2 separate regions of the Mus musculus genome follow, and region 2 is linked to region 1. Evidence: chromatin loops called from intact Hi-C (ENCODE). Cell type or tissue: left cerebral cortex. All regions are shown on one strand. Each heading gives the region's core, and the rest is flanking DNA. Links, peaks and the distances in the headings are about the cores only. Region 1 has its middle 120 kb from the start of 8030451O07Rik. Region 2 has its middle 78 kb from the start of Gm29908.

The links. Peaks named below come from ENCODE experiments on the same cell type or tissue, not always from the same donor. Only the 100,000 strongest peaks of a DNase experiment are listed, where the experiment ranks them.
Region 2: it touches region 1 in a loop (3-fold over the local background); 4 of 42 quality-filtered maps call a loop at or near these places.

What each region holds. Positions count from the first base shown.
Region 1 is chr16:72,351,672-72,360,018 of GRCm38, reverse strand. It overlaps a transcript of Robo1 not described here. Among named protein-coding and RNA genes, the nearest start is that of 8030451O07Rik, 120 kb to the right of the region's middle. In left cerebral cortex, for the core only: a CTCF peak has its summit at 3,279 (motif pointing left); DNase peaks (open chromatin) are centred at 3,283 and 4,251.
Region 2 is chr16:72,581,105-72,589,451 of GRCm38, reverse strand. It overlaps a transcript of Robo1 not described here. Among named protein-coding and RNA genes, the nearest start is that of Gm29908, 78 kb to the left of the region's middle. In left cerebral cortex, for the core only: no CTCF peak of the experiment used is centred there; a DNase peak (open chromatin) is centred at 4,128.

The DNA of each region.
Region 1 (8,347 bases), core at 33-8,032:
TCTATAGTCCTGGATTAACAAAAAAGAAAACCATCATTCTTTTTCATTTGTTTTCCAAGCTGAAAAACAAAAGAACCATATTTGACTTCTTAGCTTGACTGATTGTGGTTGCTTCTAAAATAGTTCTTATTTGTAACTTACATTCATGGTTCTATTGACCTGGTTTTAAGAATCTAAGAATCATGGTTTGTATGTATTTTATATTTCTTATTCACTCTTTGTAAATAAAATAAAGAGTGCCAGATTTCACCCTTTGCTTAACTTTTCCCTGCCAACTATGAAATCAGCTACGCATGTCTTGACCATTCAATGTATAATATAGAAGCTACAGGTTTTACTAATATTGGTATGTCTGGAATTATGAAAAAAATCCAAGAGAGAAAGAGAATTAGAGTTTCCTGTACAATGGACCACTGATGGAAAGACCTCACAGTGATAGGGAGAGAGATTTAGATTGTGGCAGGAAGGACTCCAATGCTTATCTAAACATGAGCTTGATAGACTGTAGTAGAATTGTATGGAGGGTCTCAGAGGAAGCTTCTCTGAAATTGATGATGATACTGGAGCTACACATAAAGGAAGAAGGGAATTCAATCCCCAGATTTCAAACTGAAAGAAAATCTAAAGCAGGTGAAATCATAGAATAGTTTTTGCAATTAAATTATGTGTTAGTGGCATTTAGCACAATAGTATGAACAGTGTGAGAGATTTTAGTATGTGTGTGCTGAAAATGTCTTAGATGGCATTCTAATGAACTTTATGCTTTAGTAAAGTTTACTGAGTATACCTTTTAAAAGGGATTTTAGGCAGGTATGTTGGTGAGACTTTATGGATGGAACTGCTAACATTCCTGGTAGCCACAATGTCCCCAAAAACAAACAGGAAAGCAAACATACAAAACAACAACAACAACAACAACAACAACAACAACAACAAAAACAAAACAAATGAAACAAGAAAAAAAAAACACAAACAAAACAAAACCCAAAACCCAACCCGTGTTGGTTTGTAGATGCTTGGCCCAGGGAGTGGCACTATTAGGAAATGTGGCCTTGTTGGAGTAGATATATCACTGTGGGTATGGGCTTTAACATCCTCACCCTAGCTGCCTGGAAGCCAGACTTAGCTAGCAGCCTTCAGATGAAGGTGTAGAACTCTCAATTCCTCCTGTACCATGCCTGCCTAGATGATGTCATGTTCCTGCCTTGATGATAATGGACTGAACTTCTGAACCTGTAAGTCAGCTCCAATTAAAGGTTGTCCTTATAAAAGTTGCCTTGGAGGACCAGCAGTCTCAATTAATCTGGACCCCTGAGATCTCTCAAACACTGGACCACCAAACAGGCAGCATATACCAGCTGATATGAGGCCCCAAACACACATACAGCAGAGGACTTCTGCATCTGTGTTTATTCAGAGAAGATGTAACTAACCCTTAAGAGACTGGAGGCTCCAGGGAGTTTAGAAGTCTGGTGGGGTGGGGGTGGAGATGTGGGATGTGGACCAGATGAAGGGTAGATGTGTGTGGGGGGATGGAATATGGAATGTAAAAAAAAAAAAAAAAAAAAAAAAAAAGAGTTGCCTTGGTTACGTGTCTGTTCACAGCAGTAAAACCCTAACTAAGACACAACCCAAACCAAACCAAAAGAAAACAAACAAACAAACAAAGAAACAAACAAAAACAAAAACCAAACCAAAACCCCACAAAATACTGTTCTATTCTCCTGGATTTACAATATTTCCTACTTCTTTTCTTCTTCTTTCTTTTCACAAGTGTGAGTGTGTGAGTATATGTGTGTGTGTGTGATATTAAGTAATGAAAAAGGAAGCCATGAATTTAATGAGAGAAGGGAGGGCTGTATGAGATTGGATTGGGTGAAGAAAGAGAAGGGGAAAACAATATAATTATCTTACACCTTCAAAACATAAAATAGTTTATTTTCACGCTTACATGTTCCCTACATGTGTGTGTATGTTTGGGAAACCTCACAGGCCAGAAGATCCCTGGGGCTGGTACACAGGTGACCTGAGATGTATACAGTCCTCTCATGCGATGTAGACTCTGTGTTCTCTCACTGACTATGAAGTTTGGCGGCAAGAGCCTTTGCACGCTGAGCCATCACCCTTGTTAATGTATGGTAATTGTGACACACTCTTCTGTCAAGCCTTTGACACCTTGGTGGAAATTCTAGGTTTAGTCTGAAGTGTACAGCATCTAGTGACATGCTATATAATAATTCAAATTAATGTATCTCATTTGCTACCCTTCATTAGTCCACATAAAGACATTGCCTGACTGTCATCAAATAGTTCATGTTTCTTTTTATGCAGCTGATTATGAATCTTTATTTGGAAGAAGTGAAATGTGTCTTCACTCATAATACAGATTTCTAGGTGTATAACTTTATAATAAAGTAAAACTAACTTCCTCTTTAAATGCGATTAAGATTGAGCCATGTAAAATGGCACAGGAAAATAGTCAGATTGTACTGTAAAGGTTCTTATAGTTAACCTAGAATAGTTTACCCCAAAAAGACATAAAGTGAAAATTTTGTGCATTCAGACCTATTTGGGAATCAAAATTTCAATTCTGGGATCAACAGCAAAAATGAAGAAGAGCTTTCTGTCCATTGAGTTATGGAAGCTGGGTAGACAGGGATCTGAAGGGGTTTGCAGCCCCACAGGAGGAACAATATGAGCTAACCAGACCCCCCAGAGCTCCCTGGGACTAAACCACCAACCATAGAGCACACATGGAGGGACTCATGGTTCCAGCTGCATATGTAGCTGAGGATGGCCTAGTTGGTCATCAATGGGAGGAGAGGCCCTTTGTCCTGTGAAGGCCCAATGCCCCAGTGTAGGGGAATGCTAGGGCCAGGAAGCAGGAGTGGGTGGGTTGGTGAGCAGGGGGAGGGGGAGGGAATAGGAGTTTTCAGAGGGGGAACCAGGAAAGGGGATAACATTTGAAATGTAAATAAAGAAAATATCTAATAAAAAAAGAAAGATGGGTAGAGATGAACTCTTTTCGGTTTAACTCTGAGCTTTATGTTTTCTGGACATACTGTAAAGGAGGGAGAACAATGTCAGCCTAGAAAATAAAACATGTCTGTAGTGCTTGGTCTATTTTATTGTGGCCTGCAAACAAAAACAAATGCATATTAATAAGTCTTTGAATAATTTGAGAGTTTATTGTTTAAGTTTTTCTTAATTAAAAAAAATAAATTATTCTTTTAAACAAATCTCTGCCTAGAAAGTTTTTAAAAGGCAGGTGAGTGCCATCTAGTGGCCAAGACAGTAGACAGATTATGCTAAATTTAGAAGGTGCTTGAATTTGATACAAGCTGCTATCCTAAATATGTTTGAGTGTGTTTGTTTGTATGTGTGTGTGCACACAAAGGCACAGATATTCAAAGGTAAAATTTTAAAGAAATATGTTATATTTCAATAATGAGATAAACATATAGTAATTTTTATTAAATTAAAATTGAACACTGAACGGCAATTTCAAATACCTCACACATAGATAACATATCAAAGACAGAAGTAGGTAGCTTTTAAATATATACAAGGGTCCAGATGGAGAAAACACCATACAAAGGGCCCGAAAGATGAGATAAGCATGCTTTTAGTGTCATAATGTGGCTAATAAGGTTATGAATAGTAGTTTGGAGTGCAAAATAAACATCTATTCTTTTTTGCCTTATGGAGAAATTAGGTTAAAACAGGGTAAAATCTTAGAACATAACTTTTGAGCCAGAGAAGTGGGCAGGTGTCTGGGCAGAGCACCTGAGACTTAATGGCCGTTTCTGAAAGTCTACGTGATTTCTCTCCCTGTAGATTCTGAATAATGTGACCAAGTTTATCCTCATAGTAGATGAATCGTCCTACCTTGAGAGAAAAGATAGGGTCTAGATACATGAAGGGTCCTTTCAGGTTTTAATTGTAATAAAAACCCATGGCACTCCCTCGTCTTCTTGGCTTTCTAGTGATGTGTCTGTTTGACCCAAGCTGAAATTCTGCCTTTTGTTACTTCATTTCCCAAGACTCTAATTAACTCTAGAAAATATCTCTCTTGGGAAAATATCGAGCAGAAAGTTTAGTTTAACTAACAGTGCTGTGATATAAAAATCTCTACAGGAGCCTTTTCTGACCTGTTCCGGGGACTGTACCAAGTTGAACACTGGAAGGCTACAAAAAGCTCCTCACAGCTGGGAAGAGTAGGGAGAAACCCATCGCTGCAGGCCCAATTGCTCTTCGGGAATTCAAAAGAACCCAAAATACTCTTCCTGTCTGAAAATGCTATACTTTCCAGCTAGAGTCTGGGACGGAAAAGGGCACATGAGGTTGATTTATCAGTGATGTAATTTTCTCTCCCTGATGAGGAGAGCTTTTATGTGTTCTAAACGAGCTATCAGAAAAGGAATAAGCCATTCCTTTTCTCAACCATTCACAGGAAACAGGACGGCCCTTGAGACCCAGAGAAGACCAATCACACAGCCTCCTTGCTCGGGCAGCTGGGATTTCTATCTTTTCCTACATACATCTTAAAGCCACTTTCTTGTTAGCTACATTATTTCTTATCTCTTCAACTTGATCACGAAGCATGAAGGGAGAAGGAAATACACGGAAGTATGATAAGCATCCATCTGACTTAGCTATTTTTAATTTTGTGATTGATGATATTCGGGATTTTATGACATCCAAGGAAGCTATTTTTTATATAGAATGTCATCGGATTAACATTTTGATTTTAAAAACAAATGGGGATTGTGTGGCTGCCTGTGCTCAACAAACTCTTTGTAAAGATTCAGTTCTATTGATTTACAGGTATCAAGCTTACATGCATATGTATGTTCAGAAAAATACAGGGAAACATCTGTGAACACACAATGCTTTGGTACACATATGTGACTAGTCATGCAAATATAAACAACTTTACACCTGGATGTACAGACATATTTTTCTTTATGTAATTATATTCTTATTTATAAGCTGAAAGACTTGATATAAAACTGATGACAGTAACTATACAGTCATTAGTATAATCAATCATTTTCAAGAAGTAATTAGTGTACTTTAAACTATGGTCCGATGGAACCTGAAGGCCACCTCCTGTAGCCAGGCCAGAGCCCTAGTGGAGCAATAGAGATGCCAACCCACTCACAAAACTTTCAGCACCAACTTTATCCTGTCTACAAGAAGTGCAGGCACAGGGGATGAAACAAAGACTGAGGGAATGGCAAACCAATAACTGGCCCAAATTGAGACCCATCCATGGACAAGCACCAATCCCTGACACTATTAATGATATTCTGCTATTCTTGCAGACAGAAGCATGTTGTCTTCTGAGACGCTCCACCCAGCAGCTGACTCAGACAGTTACAGACACCCACAGCCAAACAGTGGGTAGAGCCTGTGGACTTTTATGGAAATATACAAGGCCACAGAGGGGATCAGAACTTCAAAGAAAGACCAACAGAATCAACTAACCTGGACCCTTGGGGGCTCTCAGAGTATGAGCCACCAACCAAAGAATATACATGGGCTGGGCCTAGGCCTCTCTTCACATATGTAGTAGATATGCAGCTTGGTTTTCATGTGGATCCTGTACAACTGGAACAGGGCTATCCCAAAAGCTGTTCTTCTATCTGGGCTGCCTTGTATGGACTCAGTGGGAGAGGGAGAGCCTAGATTCACAGATATTTGAAGTGTCAAGATTGGGGGTATCCAGGAGAGCCCCAACCTGTTCAGAGGAGAAGGGGAGGGGAGATAGGGGAAAGATTGTGGGAGGGAGTGACTGGGAGAAAATTAATAAGTAAAAAATTATTATTATTATTATTATTATTATTATTATTATTATTATTATTATTAAACACTATGGTCCAAATTCTGAAAAACTAGAATAAAATTAAACAATAAAGCTATATTTATCTTAGACATGGAGACTACTAAATTCTCAAAGACAGAAGGGATTAACTTTTTTTGTTAATTGTGAATTTTATTGTAATTTAACTACATATTCCCTACATTTTAGTAATTATCCAGTCATTTTGATTTCATTAACATCTTTAACCTGGCTCTGAACATGGGCCAGCACATGACTTCAGTGTTAGCTGCATGTCCTGCTCGTAATAACTGGGCTTTGCAACACTTTCTAAGTACACTGAAATCTCGGTTCCACCCTCCCTCTGACACAGGTTCATGAGATGTTTAATGTTATGGAGAAAGAAAACATTATGTGAAACTGTCCCCAAAGTCTATCAAGTTGCCTGCATGCTACTACTATCTCTTCTGTCCATCATATTAAAACACAACCCTCTTTCTCCCTGGACTTCTGTCCTGGGCTATATTTACCGCAGACTTTTGTACCTGACAGTTCCAGTCCTTCTTGTCACACACTCCGGTTACGTCTACCTATTTTTTACTGCCTTTTGGGGTCAAACCATACTCTAGTTCTTAATTTGACTGCTAACCAAACATCTGGAAGCAGTATATTTAATTTCTTTAACCTTGCTTTCTTCACCTGTATAAGGGGAATAACAGCAGGTACCTCATCAGATCAGAATGATGAATGAATTAGAATAATCACTAATGTAAAACGGCAGGATGAAGTCACTGGATAATACTATGCTGCTATTTTATCTCTAATTGGTCTTCAAATAAGGTTGTTCCCTCGTGGGAAGACAGAAATTTCTCTTAAGATAAACATTCGCTTTTCAGTTGTAAACTTAATCTGCTTGTCTCTCCTGGGATGGCACGACTTATGACAGTTGTTATCTCTTCTTCTTTGAACTGCCATCCTGGTTGCTCTTCTACTGCCTTTCCAATTAACCACGTCACAGTAACTTCTCAGAAGACGCTAATGTCATCTTCCTGTGGGAAGACTCATCTCAGTCGCCTTACTATTTATGTTTGTGTGTGCATGTTCATGTGTGTGTGTGTAGGTAAAACATACCACAACACAATGCAGGTTTGGCACAAGGGTCTCTCTTGTATACCCCTTCACACACCAGACTAGCTGACTCTAGAGATTCCTATATGAGTGCTAGGTTTAAAGATGTGTGTGTGTGTGTGTGTGTGTGTGTGTGTGTGTGTGTGTGTGTGTGTGTGTGTGTGTGTGTTTGTGTGTGTGTGTGTGAGTGTGTGTGTGTGTGTGTGTGTGTGTGTGTGTGTGTGTGTGTGTGTTCTAGGGATCTGAACTCAGGGAGCCAGGCTGCCAAGTCACTTGCTTTATCCACTGAGCAATCTCCCAAGCCCTGTAGTTGCAGTCTTGATGTAACTTAGCATTCTCTACTAATACATCTGTCCTCTCCTCTTGGCAACATCGAGGCCCACTCCATATGGCACTTAGCACAAGTGCTACCTACCCCTAAATCTGTGCTCTCTGGCTTAACTAGCAAAACATTAACCAAAACTTAAGCATGCAGGTCAGAGCTGCCCTGAAGCCCTCCAGACACCGCTGGAGTCTTGAATTCCATCTAGACCATTCCATCCGGAATAGATTCCTGGGAAGAAAGTAAACTTACACTAGTCACTAGAGAATTCTCTGTCTTTAAGATAGCCTAGAAATGGAGGCAAGCCCTTAAGTTCATATTATGTAGCTCATTGCTAGAGCAGTTGGTCAGCAGTTGGAAATACTATTCAAATTATACTATTTCGCAAAGTTTAAAATTTGCCCCTCATCATCATAAATTATAGCTCCATGTGGTGATTATTTAGTCTACATTTCTTGTTAAACTTCCAAATTATGTCACTTCATCCATTTACAGGAATTATGTGATTAGCCATAATTATCTGAAATAGTTGGACACAATTTAAAAAAAAATCTTACACCCAGGAAAGCAATTGAAATGTATAGCATGCAAACTTTTATTTTTGGCTCACTGACTTATTTCTCTATCACAAGGATATAAAAGTTGGCTCAGTTTGAATGGAATAGGAATTATCTAATTTTTAGGAGATACCTGTTATAGGGGCCACCCACAGCATTTTCCTTCTGACATTAGGCCCGCTTTGAGATAATTCTTGCAGTGAGAGTCCCTTGAAGCTTAAAACCAGCAGCAATGACGGTGGTGATGCTGTGTCTGGTATTTTTACTGCTGGAAGGTGTAGGGGATCTGGCAGCTCTGTATTCCAGTTTCTATGGCATGTCAGTGTGCAATGGTGGAAGGCTGTGGAGGAAGCCATGATGCACTAGTGATCCAGGTGCCCATCCCCCTTTAGAGGGTGTGGCTTTAGACTGTCTTACAACCTCTCATCAACTAGATTTCTCTGTAAAAACAAAACAAAACAAAAAACAAAACAAAAAAAAAACCCCAAAACAAAAAACAAAAAAACAGAGATTCTG
Region 2 (8,347 bases), core at 59-8,058, 230 kb before region 1:
AGTGGGGAAAGTGAGGTAAACTTCGGAAATCTCGTTCACCACCTTGGTCTCATCTGCATGTTCTTGTCAGCGCTTATAGTCGGGGTCTCCAGAGGCTTCTAGAAAGGTAAATGCGGCCTGTCTTACGGGAAGACTTGACAGTACGGTAATAGACACTCTAGAGCCTAGAGAAAACGTAAATAGAAAAGGCGAGAACGGGATAGCTGTGGCAGTTGTAGAAAAATGATGAGGTTTGAGTTTCATTCTGCAAGATACAAAGGAACCGGTTGGAGAGGCAAAAAGACACCAAGGATGGGCTGAATGGGATACAAACTGTGTTGTTCCCATATTCCCTTCCTAACCCAAAACACAAATACAGAATGCTCTATATTGGTCTCAGGAATATTTGCATTTGAGCCTTTGAAGAATCTTAATTAAACCAACATAAAGTGCTGAAATATGAATGTGGGAAACACTCGTATGAGAGTCACAATCAACATGAAAGTCTGATATCATGAGACATTCCGCTGTCAGGGCCTACATATGGGAGTGTTTATAACCATACATTCAAAATCTCTTAATAACTTCGAAACTGATTCAACTTGCCAGTGCATTATTTCTAAATTATTCTCAACAATAGGCATTTTGTCCATAAAGCAGAGACACGATCCAAGTGTAAGTGTGAATTCTTCATGCATTCTTACCTCTAGACTCTCATTCTAGTTTAGAAGATGGAACCAAGGTACTGGGTTTTTCATTGAGCTGTGTATAAATGCTGTGCTTAAAGTAACCTAAGGCATATGCTTGTTTAAAGAAAAAAAAAAAAGAACAACAACAACAACAACAAAAAAAAAGCTGAACAAATTTGAGACAATTGGTGACATGTGGCATTTTGTATATGAAAAGCTAAATCTATTTCTACCTGCAGCTTGAAAACTGTATAATAAAATTGATATTCTGCACAGTCAATTTAAAGTTAAATCTTAGAGTTAAAAGACCAATGCATCAATCCACAAAGCATACATTATTTGCACATCAATCAAGAGATCAATGAATTTTTAATAGTGTTGCCTATTTTTTTTTTTTAATTTCACCCAAACCAGTGAGGAAAACACTATTAAGCAAGAAGGCAACTTTGAATTCTAATTTTAGGACACTTTCTTTCTTATACCCTTCTAAATCCTTATTATTGGGTTATGCGAGTTATTATAGAACTCTTAATTTTAGAAGGGATGAGTTACTTAAAATCAGTTTTCTTGACCATGTTTAGCTTGTGGAATAGAAAGCACAATTCAAAACTGTTAGAGATTAGTACAAGAAAATAGTTATTTTTCCATGAATGTGAGCTCAAATTGCTAATAGAGTATGATGAATTAATTTGCACATTGTCCAAAGAGCAGAGTCATTTCTCCCCCCCCCCCATATTTAGAAGAGTTATTTGCTGTAGAAAGGCAAAGACAATAAAACTAGAAAGAAGGGGAAAGGGGCCTTGATGTGGGAGAATGGGAAGGGAGGCCTGCTCATTCTCAGGGACATTTGTGTCTATGCAGATAAGATTTATAGGCTGAAGACTGGTCCATATGTCTTCTTACTCTCTAGTAGTACAGACTTACCATTGTAGACAAGACCCTATGTAAATAGCATACGTTTTGTTGTCCCTATGCCAACCTGGAGTTTCTGATGTGCTTTTATTGGAGACTTAATCCTGGCACAGAATATTAATAGAAAGGCAGTTGTCTTGGATCCTAAGAGGAATCTTAGGACCAACAGTTCCAATGCTGGTTTCTCGTTGCCATTGTCTTGCTGTGACCTTGCTGATGACATGATCTATTAGGCATGCTGCAAAAGGAACCATGATATTGACATATGGGAGGAATATTCTCCTGGGCTGTCTGTCTCAGCACAGATTATTTACCCTTAAAGCAAAACACACATGGTCCTGGCCTTTGCCTGTTAAGCATTTACGGAATCTGGATGACAAAGGTTACACCCTGTGGGAATACATTTCTAAACTATGTAGCATGACTCTATATAGAAAACAGATGAAATATTTTATGAGGACTCAAATATATATTTCACAGAGTGGTATCTACTTAGTAATATATAGAAATCCAGGAAATCAGAATTAAAAATTTAAGAGTTCTCTTGAATGGCTCTTTCAGGTTTGTTTTGAATTAACTTGACTTTTGTGTTTTGGTTTAATATTTATTTATCTTTTATTTTGTAGATATATGTATGTATGTAAGTGGGCACACACCTGTTAAGGGCTATGTGTGAAGGTCAGAGGAAAACTCACTGGAGTTGGTTCTCTCCTACTACATGGGATCCGTGGGTCAAACTCGGGTCATTAGCCTTGGCAGCAAATGATCTTACCTCCTACTCTCATATCATTTTGCCAAATAATGTCACTGACCATAATGGCAACTACAGATGAATAAAGATACCATTAAGGATCTGGACTCAGAATTTCCACTTTCAAAGATAATTGTGGACAATCGGGAGCCTCCCATAATAATGGACAATGTATTGCAACAAAGGGAACAGAGACAGAACCTTAGCATCTATGTAATGACTGTCACAAGCAAGGGGCACCTCAGCACATAGGAAATGGAAAATTAACATTCTTTGAAGCATTTCAAGCATCCAAAAGATAGCATGGATAAAAGATTCCTTTAGCTAAGAAAACACAAGGTGAAGAAGAATAGAGTAGAATAGATGTTTGAAATTGTACAATTGTGTTCTAACTTAAAAATAGTTCTCAGGTTTTATTATTTTTTTAAAATGCCTATATATTTGAGTTTGCACACATTATTTTTTTATAAATAATTTTGAAGAGACAGATTTATTTCTATCAGTTAAATATGGGAACTAATATCTGTTTTATCTTCATATTGGATCACAGCCCATTAAGTGAAGGGAATGAATGGGGTTAATAATGGACTAGCCATGCATAGATTGGAATTCTTTGAGTATACTAAGGACGTGTATATTTCTTTTTTGTATACAGATGAATTTATTCTCTGAAAACCCATGTTCTATACTAGGCAGTTTCTAAGGAGGGTTCTAGGATTCTTTTAAAGAAACATCATGTTTTTGAGGGGGGTGGTGATATACGTTACTTATTCCTTCTCCTTGGAGGGTGGGGAATGAATTACAGAGAGCAGTGTTATCTGGTAGCAGATGAAGCCTAGCTAAACTCTAGGATGCTGGGTGGCTGGACGAAGTCTCAGAAACATAAAGGAGAAAGGAAGACATTTCATTGTAATGAAACGATAAAGTCTTAACTTACTCCTTGCTGAGTAGTTTTGCTTTTTTGTTTTTATTTGTATTTTTTTACAGTTTTGTGAAATGGACACTAAATATCTAGTTATAAAAATTTAACTAACATAACAATACACATTTGAGTATAATGGCTTTTTCAAATGAACATGAATCTCTCTCAAATCCTTCTCTCCTTTTCCTTATGCTGCTGTCCTGGTTTTAACTACAATGCTTTGATCAGCGCACAGAGAAGAGGGAACAGCATGGAAGACTGAATTTAAGGACATAATGGTGGGTCCCAAAAAACTGAAATTAATAAAAAAAATCTGCCAACAGTGGATGAATCTCATTTGGAGAAATCATAGCACAGATTCAGACCCTTCTATCTAAATTATGCACCCTCCCCTGGAAATAGTAAGGTAAGTTGGCTTTTATTTATAATGTTGAAAAAATTTATGTTAATTGACAAATAATAATAGGTACCCACTAAGTCTTCAAGTATCCATTTGGAAACATGTTGAGAGCATCCTGGCCTTTGTGAGTATCTGGCACTCCTGTAGTGTAAGAAGGTCCGTAATAAAGACATTGGCTTGATTGAAGCAGAAGGGCAGTTTAAAGGGAAGACTTCAGAAGGACAAGGTGATTTGAACTCTTAATTAGCAGATGGGTCCTTTTGAAAAAAAGCCTGAGGCACCACTGTTCTGCTCCTGAACGGAAGAGATTTCTTCCAGGATAATCTATAACTGTTGGGACTTAGAAAGCTGCCTGGATAAACTGAAGGTTATTAGCACCTATGGCAAAGAAAAGATAGTAGCTTACCCCTTTCTCTTTTATTCTTTCTCATTTATTTTCTTTTTGTAGGCAGGCACAGTGCCAATGTAGCAGATGGCCAGAGGTGCATAGTGATGACTGTGTGTAATGCAGGGATTGTAGCATGGCTTCCAGGGGCAAAGTAAGACACAGCTTTCTCGTGACTGGGAACACACACACACACACACACACACACACACACACACACACACACACACACACACACACTATTTTTAAGATTGTAGACATAGCCACTTTAGCACCTGAGGATACGTTGGAAAATTGAGATCAATACTCCCTATAAGACAGAGATCTAATGACATTCATGAGTTAAAAGACAAATTTGGTGGTTCAAGCCATATTTGGGAATGAATGTAGCAACAAATGAGCTCTGCCAAATCCCTTGGGTGGACAGTGTAAACTCTATTAGCAATTCATGGTTTGATGCTGGTGCTGTTATGTGAGTCACTGTAAACAAAAATGTACCTTTATAGAAGTAATCCCGGATAATGATATCTAAAGAACGTGCTGAATGAAAAAACGATTCTTGTGGAATGTATAAATAATGAATCTACCACGTGCCTAGAAGTTGTGTCCGAGTTCTTCACTCTTTCTGCCTGGAGCCTCCTATTATCCCACATCCTTCTGATTAAGGGTCTGATTCTGAGCTACGCTCTGGGATTTCACCTCATTTCTGCTAATCTGAAAGCCACAGGATTCAGAAAGGAGAGAAGTCGCTCTCCTATGTGTGCCTTTGGCAGTTCCACATCCAGGAGCAACACAGCATGGGTGGCAAATGTCTCCACAATGTTCTGTAGACGGCAGAAATAGCAAGCATATTTGCAGAATAGAAATCAGTACCATTTCCTGTTAAATTGCATTTACTTTCATCTCAACAGTTTGGGGGACATGCGGAGAGTTACGTTCTGGTTTAAGTTTTAAAGTGTGATTAGACAAAAACGTCAATAAATGCAAATGAGTTTTGTAGAACAAGTTTCATGTGAACCAATATATTGCTCTGCTCACAGAGACTGGGTTTAATTGAAGCTGATCTCATTATACTCTAGGGGATGTAGTCAGAGATTTGACCTGCCTTACTTTAGCACCATTACTGAATTGTGTTCTCAGTGTTAATGTTGATCATGAGTTGTGTGCATGCACATGGATAGGTTTTTATCATAATTGTTCACAAAAATGAATATAAATATACATTTCAACATTTATTGGACACACACAGAGTAATGCTTTTCATTTAAATATTATCAAATGCTAATTAAAAACTGAACAATTTTCAAATGCAAGAACCTTTCTTTTTATAGCCCATATAATGTTTTACTCTTATAATTATTTTAAAAACTATTTTCAGCTAGAGGTTATGCTTTAACTACAACACTGAACACATACAATGTGACTCTTGCCATATCATCCCGATTACATGATCTAAACAGAGTTAGTTCAAGGTGTCAGCAAGAAGCACTGGGAATCTAAGGTTTTCTGTTATAAGAGTGATAATCAAACTGAGCCAACACCATTGACTTCAGACGTAAGACATCTGGGTGAGGCAGAGATGTCATTCAACCCTTCTAGAAAGTAATCACTAAATATTCCAAATAGTCTCTTTGCCATTTGTTTTTAATGAATGAGTTTTATTTGTATCACTTTTAAGATTAAAAAGTTAGTAAATGTGCACTAACTACGCGTTTGCTTCAGTGATTGGTTGACAAAGTAATGAAAGTTAAGGTAGGATTTGTCAAGGTAACTGAAGAATCACTTTTCCCCCGGCTTAATAGGGCCCTTATTTCCCTTAGGATTTATCACTGAACAAAACCCACTGAGCAGAAGTATACATCGGAAGAGAGAAGCACATGAAAGTTATTTGTGCTGTTTTTTGCTCTTGATAAATTAATAAGAGTTATTCATTATTTATGATAGGTATTATTTTCAGGTTTTCCTTCATACAACATTTAATTATTCTTCTAATTAATAAAGTTAACTACATCTGAATAAGAAGATGATTCTTGAATGAATAAATAATAAATCTACCACATGCCTAGGGATTGCCTTTGAGTTCCTCACTCTTTCTGCCCGGAGCTTCACATTATCATGCTTCCTTCTGTTTCTGCCTCCTCAAAGGAGAGTTAACTACATCTCTACAAAAAAAATTAATTGCTTTAAGGTCTTAATGGAATTAGGATAAAATTCTCACGTGCATTTAATGATAAAACAATAGGTAAACTTAAAACAAAATTATCAAAATTTGTCCTACCATAAGTTTAAAACCAGGGAATGTTGAAAAAAAAATCTCTCAAACTATTTGCTTTGTAGGGAAACCATCACAAAAGACTATGTTAAGTTTAACAAACACATCTAGTTGTTGTGGTCTATAGATTCCCTGTACTCATTTATTAGACTTCCCTATTTTATGTTTCCATACTTCAGAATACATTTTAATTGAACAGTAAAGATGAAAGGAAAATAAGACTGATAGAGAGTGTGAACTAATACTTAGAAGCAGGAGTGACTTACTGGTTCATTCATAAATGGATCTAAGACCCTGGTGTTAGGTCAATTTTTGTATTATTGACCCAGGCCCAGTGACTCCTAAGAGATAGGGTTCATGCATACTTGGAAATCAAGCACATTATCTCTGTTTGAAGGCAATAATTACTGTGATAAAGGAAGGGTGACCTTAGTTTGAACAAATGGAGGTTTTTTGTTAAGTAAGCAGTTTACAACAGCAAACAGCTTTACAATTGTCACACCTTGCAAAATAGTGAATTGAGATCATTATTTCTCTGGAAATACAAAATATCAAGGATTATTATGCACAAGTTCTAGTATTTTAATTAAACAAAAGTCTCCTACAACATATGATCAAAAAGAATGAACAGAGATGGACACACAGACAAAATTTGCATATATACCTGAAAGTTATATCTTTAAAATTAAAACTGAGAGTCAGGTTTCCTTTGTTGTTAAGGCAAATTATTTATTGGATTTTATCTAAGGCATTCTAGATTAGATTAATAAAATTAAAATGAAGGTCATGAATCATTTTAATTTAGGAAACATTTTAATTTGTCACAGACTCACAATAATAGCTGGAGAGGTAAAATGACCAACAATGAGGGGTCGAAGCCTTAATGCTTCTCAAAAAAAGAGTACTGCCTACTTTGCTAGCAAACTTGAAACATTCAGTGAAGATCCGAAAACAAAAATTTCCATTTCTGCTTGCTGTTCGTTGGAATTCTGATGTGCTGGTGAGGAGCAGGTCTTGGGTTTAAAACCATGTCAAGAATGAATCATTGGAAAAAAAGGGTAACAGGAAAACCAATTGAAGAGGAATTTGAAGGAACGTAGGAGCTAGAGGGGATGGAAGATACCAGGAGAGCAAGACCCTGTAAATCAATGGCACAAAACTCACAGGGACTCACAGAGACTGAAGCATCAAGGGCACCGGATCCTCTGTGTGTATATAGCTTTGGCTTAGTATTTTTATGAGACTCCTTAGTAGGTGTATGAGTGGGTCTCTGATTATTATGACTTCTCTTGAAACTCTTTTCCTTCTGTTGGCTTGCCTTATTCAACTCCAAGGTGACGATTGTTCTTTTATCTTACTATATTTTATTGGGTTATATTTTGTTGTTTTCTCTTAGAGGCCTGTTCTTTTCTAATGAGAGCGAGAAAGGGAGTGGATCCAGAGGGGAGGGGAGGTGGGAGAGGAACTGGGAAGAGTAGAGGGATGTGTATTGTAAGAGGAAAGAATCTCTTTTTAATTAAGGTGGGGGGGAGAGTTAAAAAAGAACGAAAAGGAGAGTCAAAGGCATGTAGAAGAACTTATATTTTTGTGTAAAATTGGGTTACTTCCTGAAATACATGATGACATAAAAATGGCTGATAATTTATTTTGCCAAATTGTTATTTGTATATAAATATAAGCCCAATGTTCAGTGCATACTAGAGTGAAGCATATACATAGTTATGATGCTTTGTACGTTGTCTTTGTTCTTTAACAAAAGAGTATCCTCTGGTTAGTTTCCATTTTATGGATGCAGTTACATTACTATCAGTGAGTACTTAGCATGCACTTGTCAAACTGTTCTTCAGCTCTCTACATTTTTGTTCTTTAATTCTTTGTCCAGCAATATATGCTTTGCTATTATATACTTATCAATAGTATACTGAACATAGAGATTTCTAAACTCAACATAGTGTTATTAGATTATTCTAATTAATGTAGACACAGTCCATGTTTCTGGATGGGATAGCTGACAGAAATAGCCATGCCCTTTCCCTT